Linked DNA regions of Homo sapiens: region 2 is linked to region 1. Evidence: chromatin contacts called from ENCODE Hi-C or POLR2A ChIA-PET data. All regions are on one chromosome and are shown on one strand. Each heading gives the region's core, a stretch centred on a gene start or an enhancer-like site at or near the end of the contact. The rest is flanking DNA. Distances are from core to core; before and after follow the strand shown.

The links. Hi-C counts contacts between places; a loop is a spot of excess contacts on that map. ChIA-PET counts read pairs that join two places held with the same protein, here RNA polymerase II (POLR2A). Pooled maps may share reads with other maps.
Region 2: a map of chondrocyte shows a loop between it and region 1 (2.4-fold over the local background). The contact joins the enhancer-like site here to the promoter of RPS27L in region 1. A Hi-C loop is called at or near these places in 1 of 168 maps with a recorded cell type or tissue (chondrocyte) and 1 of 50 pooled maps. POLR2A ChIA-PET finds 5 or more read pairs at or near these places in 10 of 52 experiments (A549, AG04450, Caco-2 and 7 more).

The regions. Positions count from the first base shown.
Region 1 is chr15:63,153,276-63,160,176 of GRCh38, reverse strand. It overlaps RPS27L (ribosomal protein S27 like), which reads left to right and starts at 2,700. Exons shown (of 4, transcript NM_015920.4): 1 at 2,700-2,777; 2 at 3,656-3,764; 3 at 4,446-4,556; 4 at 6,117-6,901. The coding sequence starts at 2,772. The coding sequence ends at 6,145. RefSeq lists a silencer at 2,327-2,426 and enhancers at 2,608-3,181, 2,577-3,236, 3,387-3,476, 2,761-3,960.
Region 2 is chr15:63,071,313-63,078,213 of GRCh38, reverse strand. It overlaps a transcript of TPM1 not described here. Among named protein-coding and RNA genes, the nearest start is that of TPM1-AS, 25 kb to the right of the region's middle. Within about 2 kb of position 2,809, at least 4 of the 41 ENCODE cell types and tissues checked have a DNase peak (open chromatin) inside an H3K27ac peak, as active enhancers do.

The sequences.
Region 1 (6,901 bases), core at 1,451-3,950:
TTCAAGCAATTCCCCTGCCTCAGCCTCCCAAGTAGCTGGTGTCTACAGGTGTGTGCCACCACGCCCGGCTAATTTTTGTATTTTTAGTAGAGACGCAGTTTCACCATGTTGGCCAGGCTGATCTCGAACTCCTGACCCCAGATGATCTGCCCACCTTGGCCTCCCAAAGTGCTGAAATTACAGGCAACAAGACAAATTTATTATCTTACAGTTCTGGACAGAAGTCTGAGCCAGGTCTTATTGGGCTAAAGTTGAGATGTTGGCAGGGCTGTGTCCCTCTTTGGGAGATCCAGGAGGGAGTCCATTTCCTTGCCTTTTCCAGCTTCTAGACGCTGCCCACATTCCTTGGCTCATGGCCCTCTTCCATCTACAAGCCATCAACATAGCACCTCTCAGACCTTCCATTACCACATCTCCTTCTCGCTCTTCTGTCTTCCTCTTCCACTTTCAAGAACCCTTGTGATTCCACTGGGCCTACACAGATAATCCAGGATACTCCTTCTAGATTAAATCAGCTAATCAGCAACCTTTATTCCACTTGCCATGTAACTAAAGGTTCTGAGGATTAGGCCACTGATGTCTTTGGGGGCCACTATTCTGTGTATACAATTGTATTATTCTATATACTTATATACATTAAATATTTAATATTCACCAATTTTTATTAATTTTTAAGTATCAAATATTTAAAAACCCAAACCTAATGCCCAATTTAGTGTATGGCTGAAGTGAAAATATATATAGTCACAGGACAAATGCTATATGCCCATTAAGAAGCATAATGTAGAATATTCCAGCCTGGGCAACATGGCGAAACCCCATCTCTACAAACATTACAAAAATTAGCCAGGCGTGGTGGCTTGTACCTGCAGTCCCAACTACTCAGGAGGCTGAGGGGGGACAATTGCTTGAGCCCAGGAGGTCGAGGCTGCAGTGAGCCAAGATTGTGCCACTGCACTCCAGCCTGGGCAACACAGTGAGACCTTATTTAAAAAAAAAAAAGAATATGTAGTGACATGGAGTGATGCTCATTTTATAGTAAGTGGGAGGAAAATTCAAGTCTACAAAAGATTATGCACAAGATGATCCCAATTAGGTTAAGTCAAAACCCAAAATAAACCTATATCCAAGAGAGTAAAAAATATTGGGAAGGATATAGGTCAAAAGTTAAAAATGTTTATTTACAGATGGTAAATTTTCTTCTATTTTTCTGCATTTCCCAAAATGTATATTATACATGTATCCTTTTTGCAAAGACAAATAAGGTGATTAAGAACATCAAGTCAGGGCGGGACGCGGTGGCTCACGCCTGTAATCCCAACACTTTGGGAGGCCAAGGCGGGCAGATCACTTGAGGTCAGGAGTTCGAGACCAGCTTGGCCAACATAGTGAACCCCCCCCCCACCATCCCCCGTCTCTACTAAAAACACAAAAAGTAGCCGGACATGGTGATGGACACCTGTAATCTCAGGTACTTGGGAGGATTGAGGCAGGAGAATCGCGTGAACCCAGGAGGCGGAGGTTGCAGTGAGCCAAGATCGCGCCACTGTACTCCAGCCTGGGTGACAGAGCAAGACTCTGCCAAAAAAAAAAAAAAAAAAAAAAAAAATCCAGTTAGACCAATTTTCTGGTAAAGTGTCTTTCTGGTTTCTTGCCTTTTGGTCGCCCATGACACCCATTTTTCAAGCATAGAGTTTCCTCCTCAAAAATAGAGCATGCTGTCACGCGCCGGTAGTCCCAACTACTTGGGAGGCTGAGGTGGAAGGACTTCTTGAGCCTAGGAATTGGAGACAAGCCTGGGCAATATAGCAGGACCCTGTCTCCAAGGAAAAAAAAAAAAAAAAAAAGAATAATGGCGTGTTCCTGTGGTCCCAGCTACTCGGGAGGCTGAGGCGGGAGAATCGCTTGAGCCCAGGAGGTCGAGGCTGCAGTGAGCTGTGATGGCACCATTGCATTCCAGCCTGGGCAAAAAAGCGAGACCTTGTCTCAAATAATAATAATGATAAAGACTCATGTTCGGTCATCGGTGACATTCGCCTTTCTCAGGCCCCCTAGTTGTCCACTCTGCAAAGGACGAGTAATCCTCGGAAGGGGTGGGGCCTCTTAGTGAATGAGGCACAGCAGCGAATCCGTGCTGTTTTAAAAACTTTTTTTCAGAACAAAGCAAACCTAAGGCACAGCCATACCCCGCAGAAAACTTCGAAATCTGCGCCTTGAAAAGGGAAGCCAAAAGGATACGAGCCTCTTTCATAATCTCTCTGGCACGTATTAATGGTTAATAATACTGTATTTTTTAATACACAAAAGAAGAGAATAGTGGCATTGCCCCGTGTGCCCACCCCCAGAGCTAACCGAGAGCGGCCGGGCCAGGGGGCCGGGGGCTGAGCGGCCCGCCGGGTTCCGGGGTGGCGCCGGCCCCGGTGGCCGCGGGCGCTCCCTCGCCATGGCCTAAGCCCGAGGCCGCTCCCCAGCCAGATTCTGGCCTCAGGCACTGCAGAGCCCGCGGCGCTCGCCAACAAGCCCGTTAGACCCACGGGACTTGGCACCCTGGAACGCTCACCATCCCCGGGTCTTCCCTGCGCCCTGGACCCGAGTACCCTGCTGCGGCGTCCCCCTACCACCGAGAGGAGGGCCTAGAGCAGACAAGCCCGCCCCGCCGCTCCTCCCAGCAGCTTCTATCCCGGAAGTTGATGCCGAGCGCAGATCGCTTGCAGCTTGCTAGCTGTGTGGGCTGGGAGGTCTGGTAGGGCTGAGCTTGCAAGAGGATCAACATGCCTGTGAGTTGTTTACATCGGGCTCCGGGTTTGTTTTGGGCTTCTTTACCGAGAGTCATATGGGACGGATGAGTCCGGCTGCCTCTCGGGCCTGTAGTGTCCGAGAGTGGCGAGGCGGCTCAGGTTGCGCAGCGTCTTCGCGCGTGGCGGGCATGTAGTGACTTGCCCGGTCACCGCGGCGCGGCTGGCCCTGCAGGGGCGTGGGCTGCAATTCAGAGGCGGTGGCTGGGAGGGGAACAGTTCTCTGTGTAGCTTATGAGCGGTCTTGGTCTTTGAGGATGCCCCTGAGGTTGTGATCTTTGGGTCTTTTGGCTTTCCCAGTGATTGGTGTTTCTCGCCCCCTCTGCCTTCTTTCGGAAGCGATTTCCTACTTGTTTTCCTTTTTTAAAAACTGTCCTCGTTGTTGCCTTATATATTAATTCCGTCAAGGACGGTCGCTCAGCAAGAATTCCTGTCAGATCAGCTGTTGAGCCACAGGAGCAAAAATCACCCAGGCGCTGACGTTGTCTGGTCTACTTCAGCAGTTTCTACTCTAAGCGAGTCCACAGTCGGGGTCACTTTCTTTGCTTAGCACCTCGACTTCGCGCAGTTTTCATCGAAGACAGTTCATTACGCAGTTGAGTAAAGAAGGACAAAGTTTGCCTTACCATATGTTTCCTGATCGTGCGAAAGCCCTTTTCTAGGGACTTGGAGAACACAAGTATTATGAAAAGTACTGATGAAAGTTATTAACAGGTTTCGAAAAATAACTTTACTATCTGACGTGTTGCTTCTGCCGAGGATGACCGTTATTCCTGTTTTTGCATGTATATTTCACGTATGGTTAAATGTGCCAGCGTTGTGGTTTAAAACTAATAGTAATAATATGCTTCTTTGTTCAGTTGGCTAGAGATTTACTACATCCGTCCTTGGAAGAGGAAAAGAAAAAACATAAAAAGAAACGCCTAGTACAAAGTCCAAATTCTTACTTTATGGATGTAAAATGTCCAGGTAAAATTTGAAATCTTAATTCCTTTACTAAAGAAAATTTCTGTAGGGATTGCTAGTGTGGTGTGTATAGTTAAGATACATTAGAACCCTCTGTTGAGTAGAAGTGGGATTACAGAATTGGAAATGTCAGGGACATTTTCATAATAAATGTACTGAAACCATTGTAGAAACATTTCGGGGTAAGTGAAAACAGGCATTCAAAGGAGATATGCCATTTGACTTAGCAAGTCTTTAAGCTCTTCAGACGATGAGTTTTCTGTTTCATGATACAAAGAAAAGTCTGTTGATTCTTCAGTCTAAAGCTGTGCTGCCCAATACAATGGCCATTAGCTGAATGTGGCTACTGAGCACTTGTGGATAATCAAAATGTGGATACTCAAAATAGAGATGTTCTTTAATTGTAAAATACTCACTGGATTTTGACGATGTAGCACAGAAAAAAAATACATTGATTACATGTTGAAATGATATTTTGGAAATATTAAGTTTAATGAAATATATTATTGATTTTACCTGTTTTTAAAAAATTTTGTGTCGCTGCTAGAAAAGTTTATGTTACACATGTGGCTTGCTGTTTCATAGCACTGAAGTTACTGATTTTTTTACATATTACCAGAAATGTCGAACAGGTGCTGTTTTCCTCTGCTTTTCATTTTTAACATTGCCTTTTTTTTTTTTTAGGTTGCTACAAGATCACCACGGTTTTCAGCCATGCTCAGACAGTGGTTCTTTGTGTAGGTTGTTCAACAGTGTTGTGCCAGCCTACAGGAGGAAAGGCCAGACTCACAGAAGGTATATCATTTGGCATTCTCCAACCCAGTGATGAGATTGATGATTATAAATGTCTCTATCTTCACTGAAAAGTTTAAAGAAATCTTAATGATTACCAAAATAACTTATCTTTCATTGTGTGCTTTCAGTAAAGAATGGCCTGTTCAAATGGATATATTTATACTCTTGACCTTGCAGTGAACTCCATTGACTTATTTTTCTTAGTTTAGAACACATTTATTCACTTAGTTTGCTTAACTTGGAATAAATTAAGTCAGAATAGAAGCAAAAGAATAACTACATGTTATAGGACATGCAGATTTATTTATTTATTTATTTATTATTTTTTTTTTTTATTAGGAGTCTCGCTCTGTCACCCAGGCTGGAGTGCAGTGGCGCCATCTCAGCTCACTGCAACTTCTGCCTCCCCGGTTCAAGTGATTCTCTTGCCTCTGCCTCCCAAGTAGCTGGGACCACAGGCGCGTGCCACCATGCCTGGCTAATTTTTTGTATTTTTAGTAGAGGTGGGGTTTCACTGTGTTAGCCAGGATGGTCTTGATCTCCTGACCTCATGGTCTGCCCGCCTCGGCCTCCCAAAGTGCTGGGATTACAGGCATGAGCCACCTCGCCGGCCAGGACATACAGATTTTTAAAACCATATAGAATTTTAAAATTTCTTTTACAAAATTTTGTTCCATATATATTTAGTACATATAATAGTTTTTTTTTTATCATTGCCAGCTAAGCAACAGATAGCTAATATATAAGTTAAAATGCCAGAGATTTTACTTTTATGAGCAACTGCAATGATTAATATAAAAACCTAATTTTAATTCCTCTTTCACTTTAGTGCAATAAGAAAAAAAAATTATATATATAGTTTCCATAGTAATACTTGTAAATTTGTGATTCCATAATGATGTTATAAATTTGCTTGTGATATTTTGGGGAGCTGTAAGTTCCATGCTCTCACTGGAAGAGTTCAAGTGGATTGGCAGCAAATCTGAGATCTATTTGGTGTGACCTGGTGAGATCTAAATATGGAGTCAGCACATGATTTTTTTAAGAGTAATATTGCTAAGTAATATTGCTAAGTATACTTGGGAGATTTTTGAAACAAAGTATGTCATGTCATGATTTTGGAATTTAGTGCCCATATGCTGACAGATGGTTTAATGGGTCTATCTGTTCTAGAGTTTTCCTAATAGGTCTGAAAATACCTCTAATCAAAATTATTTACTTGAGAAAAGTATTCAGAATAGTTCCTAAAAATTAAGAGTATATCTTCTGACAGCTTGCTTGAAACAGTCTTCACTGTTGAATTCAGGCTCATGGTCTTAAGTAGACTTCATTATAGCATTTGAGAAACAGGAGTGACACTTATAGTCATACCAGAGTAAACTCAGATATGATAGATGTATTATAGCAAATTTCTGGTATAAAAGGATAAATAATCTGTATATGAGTATTAATCCAATATTCTTAAAACTTCAGTATTTTACTTAAAAGTACTTTTTGTCATTAAAATTATAGCAAAGGTAGAATGCACTTGTTTAATATACTCTCATGATTCTTTTGCAGGGTGTTCATTTAGAAGAAAGCAACACTAATGATTCAAACAGCTTCCTGAATTTTAATTTTGTGTTGTCTCACAGAAAGCCTTATCATAAATTCCATAATTCTAATTAATTTACCAAGATAATGTAATTACATTTGGTTTTGTAAGGTATACAGCAGTAATCTCCTATTTTGGTGTCAGTTTTTCAATAAAGTTTTGATTATGGGCAAATCCCCTCTTTTTCTTTTTTTAAAATATATTTGAGTATGCCATACATTTATATATATGGTGTATATGAATTTGGTTTAAACATTTTAAAATTTATTCTGATTAGTTTGTGTCTTTTTTTTTTTTTTTGAGAGAGAGAGTCCTGCTCTGTCACTCAAGCTGGAGTGCAGTGGTGCGATCTCGGCTCACTGCAACCTCCGCCTCCCAGGTCCAAGCAATTCTCTTGCCTTGTCCTCCCAAGTAGCTGGGATTATAGGCACACACCACCATGCCTGGCTAATTTGTGTCTCATTTTCAAGAGTAGAAACCCTAAATATTTTATTTTCATTCCTTTTCCAAATTGCTATGAATGGGATTAAAGGATTACAGATGTAAAGTCTATTATTTGTGAATTCTAAATGTAGTTCTGCTGTTGTACCTGTGGAAACATCTTAAAGAAGTACATATTTTGCACGTCCTGCACGTGTACCCCAGAACTTAAACTATAATTAAAAAGAATAGTTTCAAAAAAATACATATTGATCACAGTGTAATGCCTTGGATTTATGTGGCCTTGCTATACTACTATATAATTTAGGAC
Region 2 (6,901 bases), core at 1,560-4,059, 82 kb after region 1:
GGGCTCCTAGCCCATTAGGATTAGGGAGGCTCTGAACCTGGCTGAGGCTTCTGAAGTCTGGCAGCCTGAGCAGATCAGGTCGCTGTCTGCACTAGCGACTATAGCAATCAGCCTGGGGAGGCTTCTCGTGGGAGAAGTGAATGTTAGCGGCGATCCTCATCCATTTGCTTTACCAGAAACCAAAGGCTCCTTCAGACCTCCCTGGTGGAGTAGGAAGCTGATTTTATAGGCTCTAAGAGTATATGTGTGCATTCATTTATGCTCTTTCCTTTAAAGCTTAACAGATGCTCTAGGATTAAAGCAAAGGTATGGTAAGACCAAAAGTTTAAAAACAAACAAACAAACAAACAAACAAACAGAACACAACTACATGGCCTACAGCAAGGAATGAGAGGTGGGTAAGAGGGGAGGATTTTAAAATGAGAATTTGGTAGAAAAAAGCTACAATTATGAACAAAAAATTTCGTAGCCAGAGTAAGTAGTAAAACCAAAGCATTTTTAAACTAGCAGAGCTCTTGTTTCTAAGATTTGAGAGGCCGGGGTGAGTGGTGATTTGCCTGTGGCTGGAGTACCCCTGAGAAAATTATAGAGCATGCCCAGGAGAGCCTTTTCTACTGGTTTTAGATGGTTAGAAATCTACCAGGAAGGGGGCATGACATCTGTTTCCATGCAGTCTTGTATCATTTACTGTCTATTTGCCATGTAATCATATCCTGTTTTATTATTTTTTAGTGCGTTTGTGCACATATTCAGTTGCTTCCATAGACTCCTTGAGGGCAAGACGTCTATTATACTTTGTCTGTATTGTCCTATAACCCCCAACCTTGAAAACAGACCAGGATTTGCCATCATGATGTTTGCTGGCTTCTCAGCCCCCAGCCCCACAGAGCATCTGCCAAGAGGAGCTGACTCTTCTACTCCTCCGGCCCATCTGAGCCCAAAATACAGTCCCCAAAATACTGTAAAACATTCTTAAATGGAAATACAATTTGTCTTGTAGGCAAAATTATGAATCTTAACTTTCATAATTTTAGTTACTAGAAGACAATATGGAAGCTCTGTGTCTGAGAGAAAGTGAGCAGAACAAGAGATTAGAGTAACAAAAAATTGTAGCCAGAAGGGAAGAACGAAAGCCAGAAAAAGGAGGCATGGCGGATAGGAAGTTTTCAAGTAGAGGGTTAACAACTGAAGAGAGATGAACAGTTTGGCCAGGATTTGAGCCTAGCAACTCTTTGTTGAGGCACATTTTCTTGACATTCCTATTCTTAGGCAAATTATTCTGCCTTTGCTCTTTTTAATTTCTCCGGAAGGTGCTAGGCAGACAGTCCCGGAGTGTTCTGGAAAGGAGTGCTTTGTGTGAAGATAGCAGGAAAACAAATCATGGGAATGACAGGCTTCGAGCTGAGTAACCCAGGGGTTAATCACTTCCCGCTGGCTCAGGCTTCTGAGATGCAGGTATGCTTTGGCCATTCCTAGGAAGCCAGCATCCCCTTCAAAAACAAAAGCCCCTACTGCCTGGGTGTGGGTTCCCATTTCTAATATTTACATCACTGGGCTTTGGGCAACTATACTTAATCCTTTTGGGAATAGTGATGGGGCTCACTTCAGATAAAGGCGTCCTTGACCACAGCACGATTCAAGCAGTTCCTTGGCAAGTGTTTCATTGTGAAGGGTGGTTTTCATAGAGGAAGTGGACTTTGGGGTGAGGTGGGGGAGTGGAGGTGCAGGATGTGGGCAGCCCATCGAATCCCAGCTCACCAGAAGGCCGAAGGGCTATATTATACCAGTGCAGGCATCTGGGAGTTTAACACTGGAGTCATGAGTCTAACCAAGAGTCCCACTGGAAAGGCAGCATTCCAAATCCTTTCTGAGTGTCTCTGGAGTTGAAAACAGACCAGGACTTACCATCATGATGTGTGCTGTCCCCTCTGACCCCATCCCCATGCAGCATCCGCCAAGAGGAGCCAACTCTTCTGCTCCTCCGGCCCCCCTGTGCCCAGCCGGCCCCTCCGGAGACACAACAACTGCTTCCCTGCCACAGACAAAGCATCTTTCACCTTCCCGGTCATTAGCTTCCCTCTGGAGACAGTGGATTCCACGGCTCCACAGGATCTGCCTCGTGGCTTCTCTAGAATAAATAAGGGCTGAACTGCCTTCATTTACATCCGATGCCAGGCCTAAGAGCAGTGTTCTGTTGGCTTCCATGAAGCAACAAATCCAAATGCAGTTTGAGAATGGAGTAACAGAAACTTACAACAGAGCCAGCCTTTAGCTTCCATGTGAGATTTGAATCTACTACTTTGAAACATTCTTTGCCTCCTGTGCGCAGGTGATTAACAACTCAAAAACAAACTTCGAAACTGTGACTTGAGCTTTCTTTCCGGGCCACTTGTGGGGTACCATGGCCTTGCAGTGAATATCCTCCCGGGCAGTGGTACTGGGGATTTTCATTTCAAAAGGAAAAAGTTACTTTCAGTTTCCCTAAGGACCTAATGCAGGTGAAAAAAAAAAGGATTGGGGCTAAGGAACAGAAGAGGGACTCTACACACATTGCCCCATTCGGTTCTCAGCCCTGAGGAAGTGAGTGGGCACGTGGAGAGGGGCAGTGAAACCACCTCCTTCAGGGATGGAGAAATCAACGCCCAGATGGCAACATTAACCTGGGCCGGTCTGTGAGCAGGGAGCGGATGCAAAACCAGTGCCTCTGGTTTCCAGGCCCCACGCTGCACTGCCCGCCTTGACGGGGGCTGGATGACTCGGAGCAAACCACTAAATCTTTCTAGGTCTCGTTTTTCTCTGTCCTCGATGATCTTAAGGCTCCTTCCAGTTCTGAATCAGCGTTTTCAGTTTAGGGCAACAGCCTTGGCAGGTCCTGATATGGCCTTGACTCGACCCTTGGTTCTCCATGGCTTTGGTAACAAATGGAAAGAAAACTCTCACAGGCAGCAGAAAGCAGCCTTTTCCTCAGGGTTGATGCCCATTTGTCAAAAATTTGGCAAAAGTTACATTCATATTAGTGAACTCTCAACATAGTTTCATTCATTGTTTGACACACAAAATTTATGACATCTGTTGGAGGAATGTAGCTCTGAAAACCCTCAATGTCAAAAAGTATATATAATGGAAGGAACACTTCTTGTACTGCCCAACATTTCTATTTTCTTTCCAAACCTTTGTCTCCAATTCTGGAAATGATGGCTCCCTGAACGCCCTAGTGCTTTTTGTTTTGATTGGAGAATTCGGATTTTTTTTCTCCCTGTATATATATCTGACTGTAGATTTAAAAAAAAAACCAGCTACAAATAGTGTTGACAAGTTGAAAAAATGGTTCACACACATTCAAATACTTGAGTAAGACAGATATCTATATCTATATCTATATAATTTTTTTTTCCTGGAGAAAAATCAGGCCCAAAGTATTGAACTCTGGAGGACACAAACCAGCATATGCAAAAATTAGATTTTGTTTCTGTTAACGACATCTCTAGGAACAATAAGGAGGGGAATTGTTCTTTTCAATGTCAGTCTCAAAAAGTTCTGAATGTATCCACAAAGCGCTTTTCTTTTTTCTCTTAAGAACTGATTGTAGGCCGGCACAGTGGCTCATGCCTGTAATCCCAGCACTTTGGGAGGCCGAGGTGGGCAGATCACTTGAGGTCAGGAGCTCGAGATCAGCCTGGGCAACATGGTGAAACCTCGTCTCTACTTTTTAGAGTACTTTCTTACTCTATTTTTATACAAAAATTAGCCAGGCGTGGTGGCATGCACCTGTAATCCCAGCTACTCGGGAGGCTGGGGCATGAGAATTGCTTGAACCCAGAAGGTGGAGGTTTCAGTGAGCTGAGATCATGCCACTGCACTCCAGCCTGGGCAACAGAGTGAGACTCTGTCTCAAAAAAAAACCAAAAAAGCAACAACAACAACAACAAAACAAACTGTAGAACTCTCATCATTATTTTTTGAAGATGCTTATGTTTTTACCTGTGTCCTTTCTCTGTGGAGTTCCACAATGTTTTACTCTGAACAGGGCAACTGTTCAGCTGTTCATTCTGAAATCTGGGACTGCTAAGTTTCAGCAATGGAATTTAGAACATGAATCTTGAATTCTCTCTCTACACCTCATGGTTCTCCAAATGGTGACCATCTCAGCTTCCAGCCTTGGCCTTTCCATATTCAAGAGTCCTAATCTCTGTACCTTGACCTCACAGAGTGGCATGTTCAGAGGTTATCACACCCAGTCATACCCCAGGCGTGTACCATGTAGAGACAGAGCCGTTCTCCTTTTTTATATTAATCTGAAAGATTAGGTAATCATTCTTCGAATTGGCATGATGCTTCATAATTAACTGATCTTGTCTGATCCCTGGAACCCAGAGGGGAAGTCAGGTGTTAAACCACTCCCACACGGTCGTGTCAGCTGCTAAATGGTTGACTCCACCTCCATCTTCCCAGCCTCCTCCTCTCCTAATTATACCTGCGGCTTCATCTGTTTTCATCTATTATCTAGAAACTGTTTTTCTTCTGCTGTAAAGCGTTTGAAACAAGGGGAAGGAGATTCCAGACAGGGCTCAGGAGTCACACAGGGCCAGAGTTTGAAGCCCAACCCCACTACTTGGGAGCTACTGAACTGAGTATCTAAGCCTCAGTGACGTGAGGCTTAAGTGAAATAACCCTTGTGAGTACAAGTTCTTTAGCACACATAAATGGGATCCGAAAGTGTTAAAAACCATCATAATTTGGGGTAAGGTTAGTCCCCCCTTAGCTTCACAAGGATGGGTACTATCTTCTGTGGTGGTCTTTGGAGCACAAATGGCAAGTTGAGGACCACAGCAGTTAACTTTTTTTTTGAGATGGAGCCTCACTCTGTCATCCAGGCTGGAGTGCAGTTGTGTGATCTTGGCTTACCGCAACCTCCACCTCCCGGGTTCAAGCGATTCTCCTGCCTCAGCCTCCTGAGTAGCTGGTATTATAAGTGCACACCACCATGCCTGGCTGATTTTTGTAACTTTAGTAAAGACGGGGTTTTGCTGTGTTGGCCACGCTGGTCTCATTCAAACTCCTGACCTCAAGCGATCCACCTGCCTTAGCCTCCCAAAGTGGTGGGATTACAGGCGTGAGCCACCATGCCTGGCCGAGCGGTTAACTTATGGAACAAGACCTAGGCGCCTGGTACTGTGCCGTGTACTTGAAGTGGTTATAGATTAGACTCCCACAGTTATAAACTATGAGCTAGGTGCTAATCTCATCTCCATGTTAAAGATGGAGCAGCTCAGATTTAGGGACTTGACAGGTTAGGCAGTCTCATAAAGGTGGAGTCTGGATCTGAAGCCAGATCTGGCTCCCCGAGTGAAAGAGGACCAGGTTTAGGAAAGGCTTCCATGACTAGAGTGATGCAGAGAGGGTTTTTTCCTAGCTGAGGATTGGCAGAGGTGAGGCGAGGGGTCCTGAAACTGTAGGAAGGTTGAGACCTGTGCATTTATTTGCCGTGAGCAAGGGGACAGCTTTTTGGAAGGAGACCTAAAACCAGGCTCCGGGACCCTGCTTGGATTCTTTGCCTTACAGCCTTTGTCTTTCTGTGGAGAAGAGATTCCTGATTAAGAGACATGGAAGTACAGTTACAGAGATATTTAATACTTTTGAATGAAAATATATCTGCATCCAAATGAGTTTTCATTTGTTTCCATTCTGTTTGCTTTTGGTGAGAACATCCTTTTTTCTCCCTGCAGCACAGCTGAAGCCAGTATTGTCTGTAATCTATTTTTGTTTGCTTAGAGTCTTCAAGAGCTAGGGAAATGACTGATGACATTTTTAGTTTCCAAGTCTGAGAAAATGGAGACGTATTGGAATTGAGAACTCATGAGTTGGGAAGCAGAAAGTCATAAAGACTCGCTAAAGCAGTAGTTTGAGTCAAATCATATCGCTGGGGGACAACAGCAGATTTGGCACATTAACCCATCATTTGTTCTTGTGTGGCTATGCCACTGCTAGAGGCTTAGCTAATATGTCAGGAAGAAAAATCCCCAAACCAGTAAAGCCACTGCCAAAGTCCTACATGTATGTGCAGGCATACACCAATAACATTGAAAACAACATTTGGAAAGGGTCTCTCCTGCTTGGTTATAACTTTAACAGACCAAAATAATGCTGCCTTTAGTGTTTCTGAGAAGGTAACACATGAAACCCAGTTTCCCCTGGACTGTGGGATATTGTTTTGAGAACCTATTTGTGGGGGAAGGCAGGTCAGTCACACGTTCAAAAGTTCACAAATTAAGAACATACAAATGACAGGACCACCAAATTTAGAAAATGTCCTACAATGTGCATTTTATTCCATATCATTATACAATGTTTACATATAGTTAAAACTCTCAAGAAAACGTCCTTTACCAGTTGTATGTGGTGTCTAAATCTTTAACATGAAGGACTGAAAAGAGTGGAAATCCACACTGATTGTTATCCTACAGATTGTCATGAGCTGCACGTGTGCCAATCAGAAAGGAATGGAAGTCTCGGAAGAGCAGCGTGGCTTACAGACCCTTGGCTTTAGTGAATTCAGGCATGCGGGATCCATAGTCTCATCTTGTAGTAAAACTCAAGACAAAATAAATTAGTGTTGGACAGAGTTCTACATTGTACAATGTTGAACAAAAGACCACAGGGGGACCTTTTGTTCAAAGTAGCACCAATCCACACCTGATTGTGTTTCCAACATTAACCTTCCTGTTGACTCTATCATTGGCACTTTGAATGGAACTTCTTCTGCTTTAGTGAGGATTCCTACGCTGACTAAGCACACTGTGTTGCTAAACTCTCTACAAAGTGTGGCAGCATCAACCCGGGAAATGGCACATTTGAACCAGGATCGCCCTGACATGGGCTTGCCTTTTTGTATGTGTTTTCC